Regions from separate parts of the Homo sapiens genome. Here region 2 is linked to region 1. Evidence: read pairs that join two places in POLR2A ChIA-PET (ENCODE). Cell type or tissue: HCT116. All regions are shown on one strand. Links, peaks and the distances in the headings refer to the core of each region. The heading gives the core; the rest is flanking DNA. Region 1 overlaps PREP (prolyl endopeptidase). Region 2 overlaps PREP (prolyl endopeptidase).

Region 1 (2,918 bases), core at 225-2,724:
AGCCATTTAGCAAAGTAGCAGGCACATAGTAAGTGCTTAATAAATGCTCACCATTGCACTCATTATTGAGCCATTTAAATAATATGGAAATTATGGTTTTTGATAATTTGAAAAACTTCATCCTTAGAGTTATCTGGGACAAGTTCTTTTATTGCAATTAATTCTTGGGTTTTTTCCCCCCATTTTGTTTCACAGTCATTGCTCTGTTCAGTTCTGCTTTCTTTTTGGATCAATTTTAGTCCTTTGTATTTCTTAGTAAATTATTCATTTCATTGAGATTTAAAAATTACTAGCATGAAGTTATGTGTAATATGCTTTTTAAATGACTTTATTCTCCCAATCCGTGGTTATATTTGTTTATAATTTCTAAATTTGAGTATCTGTAGCATCATCTTTGCTTGATTAGTTTAGCCAGAGCTTTGGCTAAATGTGCTTTTTTTCTTTTTTTTTTTTTTTTTTTAAAGCAGATCTAGGAAGTCTAAGTTTCATGCTTAAAAGCTTCTAGTTCATTGATTTCTTATTTTCTCTTGTTATTTTAAAATTTTTTATTTTAATGCTTAAAGTTTATTCTTTCTCATAAAACACCTTTATTGTAGAGAACTTGCTCAGTCATCCCCAGCCAGCCCTGGAGCAAGCTTCTGGTCAGCTCTCCTCTTTCCAGCCTGCTCATGGTCATCCAGTCTCATCTCGTTCAGAAAACCAGAGGCTTCCAAGGAAAGCTGTGTTAGGACACTTTATTACTGGTACCTGAATCCCAACTCAGACCAGCTCACATAAAAAGAGGAGCTGAGTGGCTCACGTTATTGGGGTTCAGGGTATAAGTGCCTTTAGGCACAGTCTGATCCAGGAGTGCATGTGGTATTTTTGGGAACCTGTCTTTTTCTCTTAGGTCATCTGCTTTTCTCTGATAATTTTATTTTTCCAGCAGCCACTCCTGTGTGGCAGAGAAAGATGGGTCTTGTCTCTTTGGGTTTCTCACAGTCCTTGTAGCCCCAAGTGTCTTAAGTTGAGATAACTTCTCCCTTCAAATACTCATCTCTGTCCCTAAAAAAGGATTCTGATTGTTTTGCCTGGGTTTACTACTATTACTATTTTGTTGACTATTGCCTGTGGGTTAGAATTGATGGAAAGACTTTGCTTATGAAAATGAACAGGGTTTACTTATATAAACAACGTGGAAGGGAGTTAGCATAGTTAGAATACAGACAGAGGTGTCTGTCACATTATCTATGACAGATGGAGGTACAAGCGAGCGGTACCAAGAATCCTCACTGAGAATGCTCAATTGCAGATGATACGATCTGATGGAGAAAGAGGGTAAACCTCAAACTTTCTGAAGGTATAACTGTCACCGTTCCAGCCAGATGTTCCTCATCAGTCACAGTGTGATCACTGCCCTTCGGTACCTGGCATAACCAAGCATGAGCACTCAGTCTCCCAAGCCTGCTTCCTGTACACTCCTGAATTCAGTAGTGCAGGACTGGAAGAGGCTGGCTCCCTGATGGGTGAGTCATGCCAGCAAGCCCTGAGATGAGCCGCAGCCTCACCTGCTTGAGGTCCTGCCCAGCCGTGGTCTGGGGGAGGGACATTCTGATTGGCCAGCAGCGGTCACACCCTTTCCCCAACTATCAGTGGGACTTCATATGGCACCAGAAAGAAATAGATGTCAACTCCAACAGTGTTTGCCACATCCCATGAAACTTAATGTGTGATAGTCTTGTTTTTCTTATTTCTTCGTATTTTCTAAGTAATCTTGTTACAGTTTGGATTTCCTCATTGATACAGAATTATTCAGGAGAGGGAGGATATGAGTGTGTTTAATGTCCTCACGATCAGATATTTAGTTAGGTTTGGATTTGAGGTGCAAATCACCTCTTCACCAGGTTTTTGGTCAGGAAAGTATACACCAAAGAATGGAGCCTAATGGGGTTAAAATTTCAGTTTTCCCTGGTCATGACGAGTATTGAGAACAAGGCTTGAATATCAGGTCGGAGTGACGGTTTCTGCTTCCTCCCTAATTGATAGTAACTAGTCCCAGTGAGGGAACGAGTTGATTTACCCACACGGGGACAAGCAGAGAGGTGGAAAGAGGCCTGACAGGCTTCTAGAAGGCTCCGCCTAGTCTGCTGATCATGTGCAGCAGGAAGCTTACTATGAGCCCTTTTCACCCAAGAGCAGATGGTCCCAGAGAGAAGAGATGGGCCCACTCTGGGTTTTTTATGTTAAAGTTGAGCCCAAAAGATTTTGGGCTCTCACTGATTGAACTAGAATATTTCTCCACCTTGAGAATGAGTAGGGGGTTGCTTGTGGGCCAGGAAAAGAAAGCACTTCATGTGGTGAGGTTAATGGCATTGTGGTCAAAACTGTGACCTGAACAAGCTTTTCTTTCTGGGGCTTAAGATTCCCCCTTTGTTGTCTGATGGGCTGCTGATTTTTGTAAATATTGAGTAAGTCCTGGAAAATTACGAGCACTCTTTTTTTTTTTTTTTTAATGGTAGAGATTCCTTGGCATAGATATTAGCCTTGGAAAGTACATTATTCCAATCTTTTATTGTTTCCATTTCTGGACGTGTTTCCTGAAAAGCAGCTGCATCTAATTCTCTTTTGTGCATGACCTACCTTGACTGTCCTGCCCTCCTGGCCCTAAGTCCTACAGCCTCAGGGTGAGCGCCTCTTGGCTGCTTTTTGATGGGGCTGTCCCTGTACTTGGAGAGTCATTTCCAAATTCCAAATTCTGCTAAAGTGAGAGGGGATCCAAGTGTGCCGCCCATGCCTTTCACTTAGGCTGGGATTATGGTTTTTGCCACTTTCTCCAGAAGCCCCTGATAGTTGCTTAACCAAGTCCTATATCTGTTATTTGTAACAGATGCTCCTCAAAGCCTGTGGGATGTAGATAGCACCACTCTTAGTTTTCATTG
Region 2 (2,918 bases), core at 263-2,762, 110 kb after region 1:
TTCAAATCCCAAATGTCACTTAGCAACTGATGAGGAGGAGGAGGAATACAGTAATACGTTTTTAATGCCTAGCATGATTGGCCTCCAGTTACGAGTTCTCTTTTCCAACCTAATTTTTGTGTCTAGATTTTCACAGGACAACTAATCCCACCAACTAAAGGTATTTTGGGGAGTAGGGGGAGCTTTAAACATTAGAAATAAGACTTGAGATTGGGCTCCTACCCAGAACTCTAAGGGATTCTTCTCTATTTGATCCCACTTTTCTGTATCCTGTGCTCTGCCCTTTGGCTCTTTCTTATGATTACTCTCTTCTAGCTATTTTGAAATGCACAGTAGATTATTGTAAACTATAGACACCCTACTGATCTAACACTAGGTCTTCTTTCAAACTGTATATTTGTAGGCATTAATCTCTTCATCCTCCCTTTCTCTGCCTGCTTTTTTAGCTCCCACATGAGTGGAGAACATGGGATATTTGTCTTCCTGTGCCTGGCTTATTTCACTTACCATATTGACCTTCAGTTCCATCCATGTTGCTGCAAATGACAGGATCTCAGTCTTTTTCATGGCTAAATCATATTCCATTGTATATATGTACCACATTTTCTTCATCTGTTCATCTGCTGATGGGCACGTGGGTTGATTCCCTATCTTGGCTGTTGTGGATAGTGCTGCAGTAGACACAGGAGTGCAGATATCTTTTTGATATACTGATTTCCTTTCTTTTGGATTCATACCCAGTAGTGGAATTGCTCGATCACAGAGGACTTATATGTTTAGTTTTTTTAGGACTGTTTTGAAAAAGAAAAAGTTGTACATGTTGCACAGGTGGCCTCACTGCTTTGTCACAAGGCCCTGCTAAGCACACCAGAGCATTTGTTACCTTAGCAAGATAAAGTCACATTTATGTTCACTATGGACTTACCTGGAATATTATAAAACTTTCCAATTAATCATGTTTCTTAAATACTCCCACTAAAGCTTAAGCAGCTACACACACATGGTGCTACAAGTTTGAAAAGGATAAGTTTCAACTAAGGAAGCCTGTCACCAGTCTCTCAAGGTTTGTCAGTTTTACCAGCCTCTGGAAGTTCCCAGCAGGCCACATAGCTAATGCCCAGAAGGAGTTGCAAAGACTCAAAGGCAGGTTAAGGACAGGCTGGAAAGCTGTGGAGGTTGCTGTAAAGAGGCAAAGGTCATACTGTTGGGGTGGTCAGGCCAGTGGGATGAGGACTGAGGCCCTTGAAGGAGGAACATTGAGCCATTCTCATCCTCCATATCTCAGGGGCTGAAGGTGCAGAGAGAAAATGTCCTGCCCTCATCCAGTTGATATTCCAGGGAGGAGACAGATGGTAAATTATCTTGCTCATGTTTACCCTGTGCCACCCGCTGCAAGCACTCTGTGTGGATGAATGTTTGTCCTCACACAACCTTAGGAAGCACATAATACCTTTTCCCCATTTGGCAAAGGTCCAAGTTCCCCAGCCAGGAGGTGGGCAGGCAGGGCAGTAACCCCAGGAGCTGGGCCTTGGATACTGCACTCTTTTTTTGGGATGGAGTTTTGCTGTTACGGCCCAGGCTGGAGTGCAATGGCGCTATCTCAGCTTACTGCAACCTCCACCTCTTGGGTTCACGTGATTCTCCTGCCTCAGCCTTCCCAGTAGCTGGTATTACAGGCGCATACCATCATTCCCGGCTAATCTTTTTGTATTTTTAGTAGAGATGGGGTTTCACCATGTTGGCCAGGCTGGTCTTGAACTCCTGACCTCAGGTGATCCACCCACCTCAGCCTCCCAAAATGCTGGGATTACAGGCATGAGCCACCATGCCCAGCCGAAACAGCTCTCTTACTGCTGTTGTCTGAGTGTTTATGTCCTCCCCGAAATGTATATGTTGAAATCGTAAATCCCAAAGTGATGGAATTAGGAGGCAGGGCCTTCAGGAGGCGATGGGTCATGAGAGCGGAATCCTCATGAATGGGACTGGTGCCTTTATATTAGAGCCCAAGGAGAGACCCCCCCGCCCCATCCCTTCCACCATGTGAGGACACAGGAGACGGTGTCACCTATGAACCAGGAAGCAACCCTCATTAGACACCAAATCTGCCAGTGCCTTGATCTTAGATGTCCCAGACTCTAGGACTGTGAGAGAGCAATTTCTGTTGTTGACAACCCACCAGTTTATGGTATTTTCTTATAGCAGCTTAAACAGACTAAGATACCCACGAGTCTATTAACAAGATAATAAACAAAGTATAATTTCAGGAATTAACAAGAAACAGGAATAAAAAGAGCTGTGAAGAAACAAAGTGGGGCAAATGAATAGTCCGTGAGAAGGAATGCTATTTGAGTCGAGGTCAGGGTGCCTCTTTCAGGAAGCAACATTCGGACAAAGACCCGAACGGAATGAGGGGACAAACAATGGGCAACGTTTTGGGGGTTGGTGAGGACAGCAGCAATGGGCAGAGCCTGAGGCAGGAACCAGCCAGGCCTTTGGAGGAAGAGCAGGAAGCCAGTGTGGGGGGAACAGGGAGCCAGGCGAGGCCTGGAGGATACACTAGAGATGGCAGGCAGCTCAGTCAGGTGAAGCCACTGAGAGATGAAAGCCGACAACACTGTGGGAAACTGACAGCAGGAGAGCCTAGGGAAAAGCGGGGTGGTTATTCAAAGAGCAGGTTGCTTAGCACCTTTAAGGAATTTTGGGGGTGGGGGCAGCAGGAACCCACCATCACAAAAATCACTGACATGCCATATCATGGATGAATCTCAAAAACATTATAAGTGAAAGAAGCCAGACACAAATGACTGGGTATAGTCTGATTAAGTGAAATATCCTGAAAAGGCAGTTCTATAAAGATAGAATGTAGATTAGTGGGTACCTGGAGTTGGTGGTGAAGATGGTAATTAACTACTTGGGCA

What was found. Peaks named below come from ENCODE experiments on the same cell type or tissue, not always from the same donor. Only the 100,000 strongest peaks of a DNase experiment are listed, where the experiment ranks them.
Region 2: POLR2A ChIA-PET joins it to region 1 with 6 read pairs; 4 of 35 experiments call an interaction of 5 or more read pairs at or near these places.

The regions. Positions count from the first base shown.
Region 1 is chr6:105,382,826-105,385,743 of GRCh38, reverse strand. All of the region lies in intron 2 of PREP (prolyl endopeptidase), which reads left to right. Among named protein-coding and RNA genes, the nearest start is that of PREP, 19 kb to the left of the region's middle. In HCT116, for the core only: no CTCF peak of the experiment used is centred there; a DNase peak (open chromatin) is centred at 1,543.
Region 2 is chr6:105,273,401-105,276,318 of GRCh38, reverse strand. PREP (prolyl endopeptidase) reads left to right here. Exons shown (of 15, transcript NM_002726.5): 15 at 1-2,918. Among named protein-coding and RNA genes, the nearest start is that of PREP-AS1, 4.2 kb to the left of the region's middle. In HCT116, for the core only: no CTCF peak of the experiment used is centred there; no DNase peak of the experiment used is centred there.